2 separate regions of the Mus musculus genome follow, and region 1 is linked to region 2. A link is a loop called in an ENCODE intact Hi-C map of the cell type or tissue named here. Cell type or tissue: heart. All regions are shown on one strand.

The links. Hi-C counts contacts between places; a loop is a spot of excess contacts. Peaks named below come from ENCODE experiments on the same cell type or tissue, not always from the same donor. Only the 100,000 strongest peaks of a DNase experiment are listed, where the experiment ranks them.
Region 1: a loop joins it to region 2, with 7 times the contacts of the local background. A loop is called at or near these places in 31 of 42 quality-filtered maps.

What each region holds. Positions count from the first base shown.
Region 1 is chr7:143,083,180-143,091,179 of GRCm38, reverse strand. Trpm5 (transient receptor potential cation channel, subfamily M, member 5) reads left to right here. Exons shown (of 25, transcript NM_020277.2): 2 at 1,562-1,688; 3 at 2,089-2,269; 4 at 3,307-3,479; 5 at 4,138-4,324; 6 at 5,660-5,724; 7 at 5,871-6,062; 8 at 6,322-6,424; 9 at 7,644-7,762. The coding sequence starts at 1,572. Among named protein-coding and RNA genes, the nearest start is that of Trpm5, 7.5 kb to the left of the region's middle. In heart, CTCF peaks have their summits at 3,664 (motif pointing right) and 4,637 (motif pointing right); DNase peaks (open chromatin) are centred at 3,899 and 4,569; H3K27ac peaks cover 871 bases; H3K27me3 peaks cover 2,986 bases.
Region 2 is chr7:142,891,558-142,899,557 of GRCm38, reverse strand. It overlaps Th (tyrosine hydroxylase), which reads left to right. Exons shown (of 13, transcript NM_009377.2): 2 at 1,368-1,592; 3 at 2,456-2,630; 4 at 2,876-2,964; 5 at 3,080-3,147; 6 at 3,479-3,529; 7 at 3,890-4,035; 8 at 4,106-4,241; 9 at 4,400-4,469; 10 at 4,861-4,917; 11 at 5,070-5,165; 12 at 5,417-5,550; 13 at 6,368-6,779. The coding sequence ends at 6,527. Among named protein-coding and RNA genes, the nearest start is that of Th, 4.4 kb to the left of the region's middle. In heart, a CTCF peak has its summit at 4,707 (motif pointing left); DNase peaks (open chromatin) are centred at 3,917 and 4,697; H3K4me3 peaks cover 724 bases; H3K27ac peaks cover 1,089 bases; H3K27me3 peaks cover 6,242 bases.

The DNA of each region.
Region 1 (8,000 bases), 190 kb before region 2:
GCTAAGGGAGCAATTTCTGCTATAGGCCTCAGATGCTGTCTGATGACATTTTTGGCATTTGGGCTGGTGGAAGGAACCTTGAGGTTTGCTAAGAATACAGGCTAAAGGTTTTTGCCTGGAAGATGGATGTTCTGACAATAGAAGTTGGTAATAAATGTGTGCTGAAGACAGCCCAAGATAATTTAGCTAGAGAATCTGTAACATTTCAGCTTCCATAACTAAGACATTCTAATGAGCCAGTCATCTGCAGAACCTTCATCGGAGGTAAACATCAGTTCACATCTGCAAAGCCTGAACTTCTGTAGAAGGTCACAATGTACAGTACCAGGAGCTAGGGATCAGGTGTATCTTTTGAGATACACTGTCTTTGGGAGTCACACTATAAGCATGCTGGCTCCAGCGGTGTGTAGGGAGAACCTTGACTCAACTTCTGTCCAGGTTAGCCACAAGAGGCTGAGAATTAGTCCCCTCATAATTTATACCATCCTATACCCCTCCTTCTCAGCCCCCTATGTGCACAGGTATCCCACTGTAAAAAGTACAGATTCTGAAGTGCTATCATGTGGGCACCCCAAAGCTGGGCACATGGGACAGCCATGAAGACCTGGGAAGTGGTATATAAAGTGCTCTCCCATGTCATGTCAGGTCTCTACCTACAGTGGAGCCAAGGGAGGGCCTTCAGTATGTTCTTCCTCCCTGGCTGGACACCTACTTTAGGATCCAAGGCATGGTGAAGTAGGACCACAATGAATAGGAAGGGGTTTTGACATTCATCAAAGAAACACAGGGGTTAGGGAACCCAGCTGCATACCACACAGGTCCCTGAAGTGAAGGGTAGGGCTGAGGGGCCTAGCCTGCCTGGGTGGGTGGGAGAGGACCTGAGCTCAGCCAGGGTGAGGGATGCTGCAGGCAGCCTCTTCATCCTCTATTTACCACGGTGGGAATGTGGAGGGAAGAGCCTGGTGGGGTCTTTCTCTCCCTGCTTCCACCTGTTCTTCCCCCTGCCCTCTTCACCTGCACCCCCAGTGGACTTCCCTTCCTGGACTTTCTTCTTGCCTTCTGTTCCTGCTTCCCCTTCCTAACCTTTCCTACCCTGGACTTCCAGTTCTACCAGGTCCCTCCTCTCCTGCACTCTGTCCTCTGAACTAGATCAACTGCCTTCTCACCTAACTACCCAGGCAAAAAACCCTGGGACTTTGTCTGGAGCAGTCTAGGGTATAGCTCCCATGGGTTGGGGAAATGAATTCCCTACTGTCTTTGGAGGTTTCCAGGAACCCCCTGCAAAAGCCTCTGAGAACGGTGATGAGTGTGTTAGAATCCAGATGCCCGGAGTTTGGTTAAGTGTGGGAAACAGAGACAGGCAGGTGGGTTTGCTGTGCCCCCACACCCAGTGGAGAAGGAGCCTGACTTTAGTTATAGCTACTGAGAGGGAGGTCGAGCTCAGGTGGGGCCAGGAGATGGGCAGCTGCCTCACATGCCAGATGGGACAGGTCTTCCTTATGAAGAGGAGAAGAGGGTGGCTAGTCCATCCTGTGGGTTCCATCATATATATGTTTCACAGGAAAGCCACCATGCAAACAACCCAGAGCTCCTGCCCCGGCAGCCCCCCAGATACTGAGGATGGCTGGGAGCCCATCCTATGCAGGGGAGAGATCAACTTCGGAGGGTCTGGGAAGAAGCGAGGCAAGGTAGGGGCAATACATGCCTGAGTGAAGTCCACCATGCCTGGAATCCCCAAGTCTTACTTCGTCCTTAAAGCCCAGTCCTGGGGCCTGCTCACTCTGTGTCCGTTCCTTATGAGCTGAGTGCAGAGACCCTGACCAGATGGACAAAAGTCGAGAGTTGCTTCCTGCCCTGGTGATAATGAGAACCTTGAGGTTCAGGACTCCTGCCTCACTCTCCACTCACAGGGGGAGGATATATTGCAATGACTATACCACACAGAAGCCTTGCCCCAAGGAGGGAATGTCTAAAGCCTGCCTCCTGTGGCCTGCCCTGTTCCATAAGCCCAGCCTCCTCCCCCATGATCAGAGTCCCACAACCCAGTGCTGTCTACCACCTGGAACCCACCAGCCCCTTACCCTGCAGTTTGTGAAGGTGCCAAGCAGTGTGGCCCCCTCCGTGCTTTTTGAACTCCTGCTCACCGAGTGGCACCTGCCAGCCCCCAACCTGGTGGTGTCCCTGGTGGGTGAGGAACGACCTTTGGCTATGAAGTCGTGGCTTCGGGATGTCCTGCGCAAGGGGCTGGTGAAAGCAGCTCAGAGCACAGGTAAGGCTGGCTCCCCCTGCCCTCAGTGGGTGAGGTCTTCCCACATCACTTTACGACCAAGACAATCCATCACAGACACACCCACTGGCTCATCTGATCGAGGCTAAGATTCCCTTCCCAGGTGATTCTGGGTTGTTTCAAGTTGATGGAACTAAGCATCAGAGAGATGCTCAAAAGCAAGCATGTGCTGCCCTTGCAGGGATCTGCAGGTCTGTTCTCAGCACCCACGCCAGGCAGCTGGAAGCTGCTTGTAACTCCTGCTCCAGGGAGACTCAACACCTCTGATCTCCTCAGGCAGCTTCACCCATGCATATACTGACATACACTTAAATAATTTTACAAAGAAATTAAAACTAACCAACATAGTGAGATAACTCAATGGCTAAAGACAAGAGTCCCAGTTCCCAGCACCCACACAGGAAGTTGGACATGGAGGCATGTGCTTGTAGTCCCAGTGCTAGGGGAAAACAGGCAAGTCCCTGTAGCATATGACAGTGGCCTTCCAGAGTTGCCCAACCAGTAAGCTTCAGGTTCATCAGAAACCATCTTACAGAGACAAGGTGAATGGCACCTCTGGCCTCCACATACACCCGTCCCCTGACACAGGTGTGCTGCACACATGAACATACACCCACAAGGGGGTCAGAAGTTCTGAGTCTCTCTCATTGCAGAAGTGGTTATAATAAAGGAATAGTTTACAGTTGGATGCAGATGAGACCTTTGTCATTTAGATCCTTGCCCAGAACAAGCTGCAGGACAGCATCTAGGATAAATCTTGGAAAAGGTCACTGTCTGCCACACATATATCCCCCCTGAGCCTTACTATTCCCGTCAGTCTGAAAGTGTTCCCTGTAGCTGGGCACGGTGGTACATACTGTATTTCCAGTTCACGGAACACATGGAATGACTTAAGTTGACGAATAGCCTGCATTGTAGAAACCTGTCTGGAGGAAAGAAAAAAAAAGTATTTTCCACTACTTGATTCCCTGGTCAGCCAGCTGTGAGGACTCCAGGACCCTTCTCTCCCCCTCCCATAGGTGCCTGGATCCTGACCAGTGCCCTCCACGTGGGCCTGGCCCGCCATGTTGGACAAGCTGTACGTGATCACTCTCTGGCTAGCACATCCACCAAGATCCGTGTAGTGGCCATCGGAATGGCCTCTCTGGATCGAATCCTTCACCGTCAACTTCTAGATGGTGTCCACCAAAAGGTTAGTGACAGGTTCACAGGACCACAGCTGATAGGGTTTAGTGAGCTTGGGTGGGTAGAGGAAGCCATAGGCAGGCCGAAGAATTGTGCCACTCCGAGAGGCCCTGAAACTATTGAGAGGTGAGAGGTGGGAGGATGGGCTGCAGTGGGAAGATGTGGGTTCCATGGGCCCAAAACTTCCCACCAGGTGGCAGCATCTCTCAGGAATAAGAGTGGCAACCTGCTGTACTCCCTATGGAAAGCCAGACCTATAACGCTCTAGGCCCAGCCTGGCTGGACGGCTGTCCTCAAGTCCCAGAAAGCCCTGGCCAGGTGGCTTTGGCTCTCTGGTATTCATACACACCCCCCCCACCCTGTGGTCTGTGTAAGGCAGAACCAATGAGAAGCCCAGGAGGCCCCACTGAGGTGAAGTCTGGACCCCAGCCCAGAAGAGTCTGGAAGGTGGAGCTTGCAAAGCCCTGGCCCCAGCTGTTTCCATGGTTCACTCATTCCAGGGAGGCCCCCTGGCCCAGCGGTCCAGCCTCCCTCTGCCTGAGGGGTGGGAACTCTGAGGCCTTGCTGAAGCCTCTCCCAGGGCCCCAGCATGGCGTGCACAGCACAGCAAGGCCCAGCCCAAGCTGCTCCTGAGGTCTCTGCCTCCCCCTCTCTCCTTGGCACAGGAGGATACTCCCATCCACTACCCAGCAGATGAGGGCAACATTCAGGGACCCCTCTGCCCCCTGGACAGCAATCTCTCCCACTTCATCCTTGTGGAGTCAGGCGCCCTTGGGAGTGGGAACGACGGGCTGACAGAGCTGCAGCTGAGCCTGGAGAAGCACATCTCTCAGCAGAGGACAGGTTATGGGGGTAAGGCTTGCTCTAGCTGCCCATCTACAGCATCTTGGGGATGTAGACATGGAGATGTGGCACACACCAGTAAGAACTTTATAGAGAGAGCGGGAAAAGGCCTTCCAGGAAGTGGGGGAGGGTCCTGCATGCCTGAGTGTACAAGGCCAGGGAAGAAGAGCTGTTGGTGTGGGATGGAAGAGTGACACAGCTGGGCAGTGTGACCTTGGCTAGGCAGCAGCTACCTCCTGGGCAGACGACAGGGCAGTTGCCACTGTTTTAAATGGTGCTGCTCTGGCTGCAGACTCTGATAGCCAATAGTCTTCCCAGAGGTGCAGTCCCCTTTACTGCCACCAGGGAGCAGAATTGCCTGAGGGAATGGGTATATCTGTGGCTAATGGTGGGTGTGAAAGAGAGATACTAGGACAATATTAAGGGACAAAAAAATATTTATAAGCTACAATGTCATTGCTTAGAAATTTTTGGTAAAGCCAGTGCACTTTAACAGTGGAAACAGATCTGTGTTTGATACCACAAAGGTCTCAATAGAACCACTGCAGATTGGGTCTGATCCCACCAGCTTTTGACCGTTTGTTGGCCTGGTGTGTCTCTTACAATGCAGAGCAACTCTGTCCTATGCTTATAGAGTGACTACCTAGCCACAGTGTATCTGCTTTTGGGCTGTGGCAGGTACAACTAGGCTTCTTTTCTCTTAAGTTACTTTGTGTTTAATGCCAGCTCTGGACAGTGCAGATGTAAGGTGTGGGCCCACAGCTCAGGGATTTGATACACTATTTGGGTTTGGGTTCACCCTTGGGGGGGAAAAGCCACTGTGGGCTGGGGATGTAGCTCAGTTAGTAGAGTGCTTGCCTTTTGTGCACAATGCTCTGGGATTAATCCCCAGCACAGAATAAACCAGGCTCTGTGGCACATGCCTGTAACTCTAGCACTCTAGAGATGCAAGCAGGGGATCACCCTAAACTATATTTCAAAATTAAGACTAGACTTGGGGCAGGGGAGATGGCTCAGCGGTTAAGAGCACTGACTGCTCTTCTAGAGGTCCTGAGTTCAATTCCCAGCAACCACATGGTGGCTCACAACCATCTGTAACAGGATCTGATGCCCTCTTCTGGTGTGTCTGAAGACAGCTACAGTGTACTCATATACATTAAATAAATAAATAAATAAATAAAATTTGTTTTTAAAGACTAGATTAGGGGAAAAAAAAGCTTTTGCCAGGCCAGGCCAGGGCGTGCAGAAACATGGCACCCAAGGATGCCTGAAGTTGGAGTTGGAGATGGTCCTGAGTTCTCACATTCTGAGCATCAAATGGCCTCATGGCTGCTCTGCCCACAGGCACCAGCTGCATCCAGATACCTGTCCTTTGCCTGTTGGTCAATGGTGACCCCAACACCCTAGAGGTAAGGGCAGAAAGAAAAGAACTCCCCCTCCCCTGGCTGGAGCCCTGAAGGATATGGTAGTTTCTCAGGGCATCTACAGGGTGGTGTGGAGGGCTAAGGCACCTCCTAAGCATTCATCTGGGTGTCACCTTCTTTGCCTCCCCCAGAGGATTTCCAGGGCAGTGGAGCAGGCTGCCCCATGGCTGATCCTGGCAGGTTCTGGTGGCATTGCTGATGTACTCGCTGCCCTGGTGAGCCAGCCTCATCTCCTGGTGCCCCAGGTGGCTGAGAAGCAGTTCAGAGAGAAATTCCCCAGCGAGTGTTTCTCTTGGGAAGCCATTGTACACTGGACAGAGCTGGTATGTGCTGCTGGGGCTGCCTCTGTCCTCCCAGCCTCCCCTGGGTGGGGATGCTCTTTCTGAAAGTCCTGTGGGCCTAGCCTATGACCTCTCTTCCTATATACCTCAGAATTATCCAGGTCCTTGTGTAGCAGAGAGACCAGACAACTAGCCTGGTAGGCAGTTCTGAGCTAGGTTTGTGGGTCAGCAGGGGCAAAGTGGTCCATCTGAGGACTCTTCCAGGACATATTCAGATCTCAAGGCTTCTTCCTGGTCTTAGTTACAGAACATTGCTGCACACCCCCACCTGCTCACAGTATATGACTTCGAGCAGGAGGGTTCGGAGGACCTGGACACTGTCATCCTCAAGGCACTTGTGAAAGGTGAGCCAAGTAGACCTGCCCTCAGAGGCTGCAGACTTAGCAGTGTTCACAGGGGATACCTGTCAGCCCTTCCCAGGTAGGAGAGATGACTTACAAATTCATGAAGTGTTCAGTTCAGTAGCTTATAATCTAGCCTCAGGGCATTGTAACCATCCCCAGTTCTGGAAATTTTCTATTAACCCCACCCCCACCCCACCCCACACACATCCAATTGCCTTAGCAATAACTTCACCTTGTCCTCAGGTAATAGTCCCCTGTTTTCTGTCTAAGAATGTGGGCTTTAGGGCCAGTTTACATAAATGGAATTACAGTCCATGTTATTTGTACCCAGCTTCCTTCTTGAAGCACTCTGCCCACAGACCCATCCCCTTGGAAGTCTGTGCCCGGAAGTCCTCCCTTTTTATGGCTGAGTTCTGATGTCTACTGTGTAGATGTTCCATAGGTCTGTACATTCATCCACTGGTGGATATGTTGGATTGTCACCCAGGCTTGTCCATGTGGCAGGGCAGACCTGGAGCACGTGTGCACAGGCTGGAATCTGGGAGAGACCATGCTGGGGAAGGGATGGGGACATACCTGAGGAAGGGGCCACTCTAAGAGAGCCTGGGGCATCGGGGGCTGCGGATGTGGCTCATTTGGTAAAATGTTTGTGTGCCATATACAAAGCCCTGGGTTCAATGTCAATGCCACATAAACCAGATGTCATAGCTTCTACCTGTTAGACAGGAGGATTGGCTGCTCAAGCAAATCGGCTACATAGTAATCTCACAGTCAGCCCAGACTATAAAGGGGCAGCTCTGGATTTGGTCATTCCCCTGCCTGAGATAGTGAGGCCCAGGAAGAGATACAGGACCACATGTGGTTTTCAGTGAGTCACACTCCCATGGAGGCAAAAGCCTGCTGGTCTTCACTCTGGGGCTTGTTGGTAACTGTGGTCTCCAGTGAAAGTGTCAGGCATTCCCATGGAAGAAGTGTGCTTGTATGAGAATGTACAGCCTTGTCCTGCTCTTGGGCAAGAAGATGCTGGCCAAATTGCTATATTCCCGAGAGCATGTTTCTGCCTCTCCAGACTATGTCCAGGGGATTCTGGGGTGTTGCCCCTGAGCACTCAGTCCTATGTCACTTGCTGCTGTTTAGAGGCAGCTGCCAACCCCCATCAAGTCCTCGCAGAGTTCTAGTCCCTCCCCTCCAGCTCTGTGGGACTCACCCCCACCCACAGCCTGCAAGAGCCACAGCCAAGAAGCCCAAGACTACCTAGATGAGCTCAAGTTAGCAGTGGCCTGGGATCGCGTGGACATTGCCAAGAGTGAAATCTTCAATGGGGACGTGGAATGGAAGGTGCTCTCCCCGCTCCCCTGGCCCAACTTGGGAACACCAGGCAGGGAATACACTGAAGCCTGAAGTAGTAGGATTTCATGGGTAGCATCTGGGTCCATCCTGTCTCAGATATTGCCCTGGAGGGGGTCAAGATGATACTAGGGAACACTCAAAGTCCCAAATGGGGCAGAGGGAATCCTAACACTCCTAATGTTAACTCACCAAACCTTTCTTATCCCTGGCACCTGAGGCCAGCATG
Region 2 (8,000 bases):
AAGTCCCCCCAGTAGCCCTCCCTACTCATCTGCTCCCTTGGGTTCTCTAGCCTTGCCTGTCATAGAGTGTGGTGTTCCTGTAATACACACTTCTGAGCACACCTGGTCAGCAAATGGCTGGTCTGCCTGATGCTGTCCTGTGCAAATGGGGCCCAGGTTCTACCATACCTCTTCAGCCCCCCAAACTCTGGGAAAATCTCTGTGTCTCCTTTTTCCCTTCTCACCTTCCACCAGTCTGCTTCGGTGTTCCCTAAGAGTAGGACTTAGGAAGCCACAGGGACCAAGGGGAGATGCTACCAAGACATCAAACAGTCCCTTTTGTCGGGGGCAGGGGGAGAATCAGCTCATAAGAAGGGCTTTCAGATTATCCTTGGGGCCCCATCTAACTATTGCCCTGGGTTGACAGAGACCTTAATGAAACCAGTGTGACCTTTAGAAATTTAATTTGTAGGCACTTCTCCGGGGACAACTGTGGGGTCAAAAGTGCCCCTTCATACTTCTTAGCTGCATGACTCTCTTCTCAGCTCCCTGGGAACCACCCTGTCTCATGTTCTCCCCAGCGAGCCTGGGGCTCTGGCTGTATTCACAGTGTCCTGCTGGAGGTCCGGAGGGGGCTCCAGAGGGCATGTTTCTCCCCATGACTAGGACGTTCCTAGAACCCAGGACCCAGAACCTTTTGGGGAGTTCAACTCCCAGATTAGAGTTCAGGCTTCTCCTCTCTGAAGTCCAGGTAGTTCTGAGTGTTGGGGGATTAGGAATACTGGTTCACAGCTGTGGCAGACACAGAGCCAGTGGAGTCCATACAGAGGTACTCAGACAAGGGAGGAGGGGGAGACATTTTGAGGGGGCTATTTCCAGGTAGGAGGACAGCCTAGACAGGACACCTGGCTAAGAACCACTTATTTTTTCAATGATGATGTGTCCACAGGGCTCAGCCTCTCAGAGAGTTGGGAGGGAAAGGATGCTTGTTTAAGCTGTGTACAGTGCTCTCTACCTGAATGGACCACCCAAGCTATTCACTCCCCATGAGGTCTGAGGCTTTGTGCTCCTACAGTCTCTGGGCGCTGCTCACATACATCAGGAAAAACAACCTGAGTCACAGCCCTCTATCACTAATTCAGTTAGGTCTAAGCCTGGGAGGTAGGTGACAGGGCACCTCTATCTTGGGAAGATGGCAGCTAGGAGCCCCTGCTTTCCAGTTCTGCCATGGCTCTCCAGCCCTAGCTACCCACCATGCCCTGTCAGAACACTGATTAGCATGTTAGTCCTCCACTCCTACATGGCACCCAGTGGTTTGACCAGAGCCCTGGAGGCGGGATCAGCAGAGGCAGCAGCATGGAGATACAGGCATGTCTCTTGACTCTCAGTCCCCAAGGTTCATTGGACGGCGGCAGAGTCTCATCGAGGATGCCCGCAAGGAGCGGGAGGCAGCAGCAGCTGCAGCAGCGGCTGCGGTAGCCTCCGCGGAACCTGGGAACCCATTGGAGGCTGTGGTATTCGAGGAGAGGGATGGAAATGCTGTTCTCAACCTGCTCTTCTCCTTGAGGGGTACAAAACCCTCCTCACTGTCTCGGGCTTTGAAAGTGTTTGAGGTGGGTTGGCTTGGCCTTCCGGGGTAGCATGCATAAGATATGTAAGAATGTCTGTGTCCTCCCCCCACCGCCAGGGCTGAAATATGGCTGCTCAGGCCATCAGAGGCTGGGTCTCAGGGACTACCTTTCAGCTCCTCCAGTTAATCTCAGCTCCCTGACACCCACTGCTATATATACACAGCCTCTTACCCAGCTGCCCAGGGGTCAATGAAGCAGCTGATTACACTGTTGCTTTGGCTAATGACCTGCCCCCCTTCCCCTGCCCCAGAAAAACTCTCAAATGACATTAAAGCCAGAACCCTGTGAGCTCCCAGAATTGACAGCCTGGCCTAAGTGTTTTGTTGCTGGGCAACAGAAGGTGAAGATGAAGTTGACCCCTGTCCACCAGTCCTGAGTTTCCTATTTACCCTGTCATGGCCTGAGACTTGTGTCCTTGATATGGTGGAGTGTGATCCAGGCCTTTGGGCGTGGCCAGTAAGTCAAATTGAGACCATTAGGGGATAGCGCCTTCTGCTATGCTTTCTAGACAAACAGAACTGTCCAGAAAGGGGACCAAAGGCACAGCTGTGATGATTCCTGGATGGATACACAAGACAAAATCCAATCTATTGGATTTTGACACCTTCAAAATTCATAGGCAAGGGTAAAAACAAAAACCAAACGAACAAACAAAAACCAAACGAACAAGCAAACAACTGACAGTGCCTACCAGGGTCCTCCGTCTCCCTCATTCCCACTATTATGTCTCTCCATCTCTCCCTACCTGTCATCATCTCTCTCTCTTCATCTTCTCCACCCTCTCTCCATTGCTCCTTCCCCATCTGTCTCTCTCCTTCTCTCTCTTCCTGCTTTTGCTCCTGAAGACATTTGAAGCCAAAATCCACCACTTAGAGACCCGGCCTGCCCAGAGGCCACTGGCAGGAAGCCCCCACCTGGAGTACTTTGTGCGCTTCGAGGTGCCCAGTGGCGACCTGGCTGCCCTCCTCAGTTCTGTGCGTCGGGTGTCTGACGATGTGCGCAGTGCCAGAGAGGACAAGGGTGAGGATGGATTTCTGTCCCTGGCCTGGGGGTGGGAGGCAGAGTATCCTGCTGGGCGGGGGGGACGACCCTGAAGTGTCCACAGAGTTGGACCACCACGCTGGCTCTACCTTCTACTTTTTTTTCATGAATCCTAGTAAACTCTGCCCTCTAGGAGGTCCCTGGGGGAGGCTGGACCCAGCATGGCCAAACCTTATTATGGACCCATGCTTACCTGGGCCCCTTTGCCTCTCTTGCTTGTGAAGTTCCCTGGTTCCCAAGGAAAGTGTCAGAGTTGGATAAGTGTCACCACCTGGTCACCAAGTTTGACCCTGACCTGGACCTGGACCATCCGGTGAGCTTGTGTCCCAGAGCTGAGTCCTGTGGGGTGGGCACAGGTAGGGACTGACCCTGGTCTTTGGAGCAGGGAATGCCCAACTTCCTCCTGATGTGTGTTCCTTGGCCATCAGGGCTTCTCTGACCAGGCGTATCGCCAGCGCCGGAAGCTGATTGCAGAGATTGCCTTCCAATACAAGCAGTAAGGAGCCTGCCTGTGGGGCAGAGTCCCCAGACTGTAGAGAGAGGAGGAGAGGAGGGAGGAGGTGACTGGTTAGCTGTCACACAGCTTTACATGTCAGCTTGTCTGTCTCTGCTCTGTGCTTGGCATTATTCTTAGTCACAGCTAAGGAGACTGGGGCAGAGAGGCTAAGCAGCTGGTTTGGGTCAGTGTACCCAAACCAGTCCACTCCATACTCCAAAGGCCTCTGAACAGCTGATACAGCTTCAAACGAAGCCTCTCACCCCATCTTTCCTACTCTCCGAGATGGCGGGAGGGGGGTTGCCCTATTGACCACTGATCCCCTCCACAGGGGTGAGCCAATTCCCCACGTGGAATACACAAAGGAGGAAATTGCTACCTGGTAAGACCCTGCTGATGGTTGGGTTGGGCAGGGAGGGCTGGGCTTGAGAAGAGCCAGGGAGACGGTTCCCAGAATCCCTGTCTGTGAGGGCCATCTCTGGAAACTTTGGTACAATAGAAGAAGAGACTAAAGCCAGTTAGAAGAGGGGCTTCCAGTGGCCCAAAATAATCAGGTCATTCAGAGATGTCGCTATCGGCCCTTTCCCAGCCTCTGGGTTCCCTCAAACCACAGGAATGCCCTATGTATTGATGGGGGCCCACAGTTCAGGAGGATGGTGGAAGCAGGCAAAGCGTCCATGGGGTGGTCATGGGGAGAAGAACCCCAGCAGCTAGTAATTCCCTAAGCCCCTGTGGCCTACAGGAAGGAGGTATACGCCACGCTGAAGGGCCTCTATGCTACCCATGCCTGCCGGGAACACCTGGAGGCTTTCCAGCTTCTGGAACGGTACTGTGGCTACCGAGAGGACAGCATTCCACAGCTGGAGGATGTGTCTCACTTCTTGAAGGGTGAGATGCAGAGGAAGTAGGGCAGGGAGGGGCATCCCCTGTGCTATTTCTGATGCGAGGTCCCTTACAGAACGGACTGGCTTCCAGCTGCGACCCGTGGCCGGTCTACTGTCTGCCCGTGATTTTCTGGCCAGTCTGGCCTTCCGTGTGTTTCAGTGCACACAGTACATCCGTCATGCCTCCTCACCTATGCACTCACCCGAGCCGTGAGTATGCTGCCTAGGGCAGAGGACCCTGAACTTGTTGCCCAGTAATATCCGTGTGCAATGATGGCAGAGGTGTGGAGGTGCTAAAGTTTCCTTGTCTCCGGGGAAGGACAGAGAGCCTTCCCATTCCATCTTCCTTTTCTCGTGGCCTCACACAGAGACTGCTGCCACGAGCTGCTGGGACACGTACCCATGTTGGCTGACCGCACATTTGCCCAGTTCTCCCAGGTATGTTTAGGGCCTCAACGCAGAAACCAGAGGTTATTTGGTTGAGCCAGAGATTCAAAAGTTTTACTTGTTGGGGTACTCCTCCAGCTAGACAGTGTGTCTTCATGGATTCATGGGACTTGTAGGTAGCCAAACACCGAAGCAGAGACTGTTTCTGTAACAGGGAGGGACTAACTAGTAACACAAGTCCCAGGGGAAAGGGATTTTTGTGGGGTTTGATGCCACCTGCTGGTAATTCTGGGAACTGCAGGCCCTGAGCTCTTGGCTGACTTGGCGTGTGGTGAAGTGTATGTTGCAGGGTCCCCTGGAGAAGTAGCATCCAGTGCCCTTGCCTCAAGCACAATGTCAGAGCAGCGTCTTTTCATACTTTAGCCTCTTTCTCTACCCACAGGACATTGGACTTGCATCTCTGGGGGCTTCAGATGAAGAAATTGAAAAACTCTCCACGGTTCGTTTTCAGAGCCCTGGGGGGGGGGGGGGGGGGAAGTTCAGACCTTTCTTTCTGTCCCCAAGAACAGCCTTACCTGTTGTGGGTGCTACACACAGAGGGGCTATGCGCGGCACCAGGCATTTTAGGTGATCCTTATGATTATCTGGCAGGTGTACTGGTTCACTGTGGAGTTTGGGCTGTGTAAACAGAATGGGGAGCTGAAGGCTTACGGTGCAGGGCTGCTGTCTTCCTATGGAGAGCTCCTGGTGAGATTACCCTGCTCCCAGCCCCCAGCAAAGGAGATCAGGGCTGGAGGATCAGGGTGTGGAGGGCCCTGCTCTCATCAGAAGGGTCCTTGGCTCAGGTCTGAGATTCAGGCTGTTCTAGAGAGTGTATGCCTCTGGCCAGACCCCACTGTACAGTAGCCCAGAACCCTGCGGGAGGGGGGAGCCCCACACCCATGGCACCCATTTGCCTTGAGCGCTGCTTGGGTGTGATACCTGTGGCCTCTTTCTAGCACTCCCTGTCAGAGGAGCCCGAGGTCCGGGCCTTTGACCCAGACACAGCAGCCGTGCAGCCCTACCAAGATCAAACCTACCAGCCGGTGTACTTCGTGTCAGAGAGCTTCAGTGATGCCAAGGACAAGCTCAGGTGGGTGGAGCCATCAGGAGTCAGCCCTGCCCAGCTTCACCAGTGCAAGCCAGGCCTTGTCTTCACTTGAGAGCCCATTTAGTACACTCAGCAACACCCCCTTGTAACAAGAGTTCATGCTTGAGATTACCCTGCTCCTGGCCCCTCAGCAAAGGAGACCAGGGCTGGGGGGTGAGGGTATGGAGTGCCCTGCTCCCATCAGAAAGTCCGAGAAGAGAGAGACCAGCAGCATAGGGTCAAGGCAAAGTCAAGGTCAGGTCCAGGCCAGCTGTCTGTGCCTCAGCAGAGCCTGAGTCTCTCATTCTCAGCAGCACGGGCTGGAGTGGGATGGGGACAGATAAGAGAGAAAAAGAGGCAGAGTGGCAGGTAAGAGCTGCCACGAGGGCAAAGATTATAGAGGGAGTGGCAGCCCAAAGGCAGGAGACACAGTTATACAGGGGTCTGCAGAGGAGAAAGGAGACTGGTAGGTTGGTGCTTATCACTTCTCCCAGCCTGCTGTGCTCATCTGGCATGTCCACTCCAGTTTAGGGACTCTCTAGGGCACACAGTCACGGGGAGCTTCCCGAAGGAAGAAGCCCAGCTGAGAAACGGGGTGCTTTGCAGAGGCCTACCCACAAGAATCGCTGAGGCTTTAGTCTCCTGGGTGTCTAGAATGGGCTTTAGGGGTCTGGGAAACTCAGAAAAGCCATTTCCCCATTGCCCTTGGAGATTGCAGATCCTATCTGGAGCTACCTAACTCTAGCCTGCTTTCTCATGCCCATATCCAATCTCCTGTGATTGAAGGATTCATACTGGCTCCCCCCCCCCCCACACACAGGAACTATGCCTCTCGTATCCAGCGCCCATTCTCTGTGAAGTTTGACCCGTACACCCTGGCCATTGATGTACTGGACAGTCCTCACACCATCCGGCGCTCCTTAGAGGGGGTCCAGGATGAGCTGCACACCCTGACCCAAGCACTGAGTGCCATTAGCTAAATGCATAGGGTACCACCCACAGGTGCCAGGGGCCTTTCCCAAAGTTCCCAGCCCCTTCTCCAACCTTTCCTGGCCCAGAGGCTTTCCCATGTGTGTGGCTGGACCCTTTGATGGGCTGCTCTTGGTCCCCCTCCTCCACTGCTTCTCAACCACATCTTACTACTGCATGCGCTCCAGGATGGTCCTGCATTCCTCCTGCCCTTCATGCTGTATTCTACCCTGATTATTATCTCAATAAAGGAAGGAAAGGTCTCCAGGAGTGTTCCTGGCCTCTGTGTCACCACAATGATAGCTCCTAGCACTTGTATATGCCCTGGCTTCATTTGGAGGCTTCTCTCTGATCTCTTTCGTCCAATTCAGTCTCCTGGACACTCTAGACCAGACAGAAGTTACTGGTTTTATCTCCCTGCCAATTCTGAGCTCTCAAACAGTGCTGGAGGGTTGAACAAGGCCCCAGATGAGCTGTCCCAGAAGTGTGGACTAACAACACAAAGCTGGAGACCAGGGCAAGGAGTGACAGTCACAGGGTATAGCCTCTGACAAGGCCTGTAGACCAGACCCTCTCCCTGTGCCCAGGAGTCATAGGCACCTAGCAAGTAGGCAGAGGGATGAAGAAGGCTGGCAAAACACAAGAGCTGTAGCCCACCCACACCACACCTAATGAGTCCCAGGGGAAGGCTTATGTCCCAGTAAACCCCGTGAAATGTCTTGGGAATCAATGAAGATCTTTGACTTAAGTGAGACCCCAAGGAAGGCCATGGGCCCCAGAGAGACCTTGGGAAAGCCTTAGACTCCAAAGAGACCCCAGGGAAGACCTTGGTCACCAAAGAGACCCTTGGAAGGTCTTAGGTTCCAATAAGAAGCTGGGGAAGGTCTTGGGTCATAGTGAAACCCAGAGAAGACCTTAATTTGTTACAGTAGGGAGGGCTTTTGTGCCATTGAAACTCTGTCAAGGTTTTAGTTTCCAGTGAGGTCCAGGGTCAGGCCATAATCCATAGTGAGATCCTGTGGAAGGCCTTTTGCCTTCTCAAAGATATGGGGGAAGATTGTAGGCCAGAGTAGGATCTTGGGAAATCCTTGAGACACTCGAAAGACCTTAGCCCCCAGTGAGGTCCTTGGAACACCTTAGGCCCCAGTGAGATTCTGAGAAAAGATACTGGCTTATGCCAGGCTCCAAGGACGACTTAAAAATCCAGTGAGACCTTAAGGGTTCAATAAGAATCTAGTGAGACCTTTAGTAAGGGTTCAGTGAGAACCTAGAGAGATATGGTAGAAGACCTTTGACCTTAGACCATGGAAGAAAGCTTTAGGACTCAGGGAAACTCTAGAAAGCCCTTACCCACAGTGAGACCCTGAGAAAAGACTTAGGCTCTCATGACATCTAGAGAATGACCTAGGCACCACTGAGACTCTGAAAAATGTCTTTGTCTCACTAAGAATGAAGGATGGTCTGAGGCCCTTATTAAGCCCCAG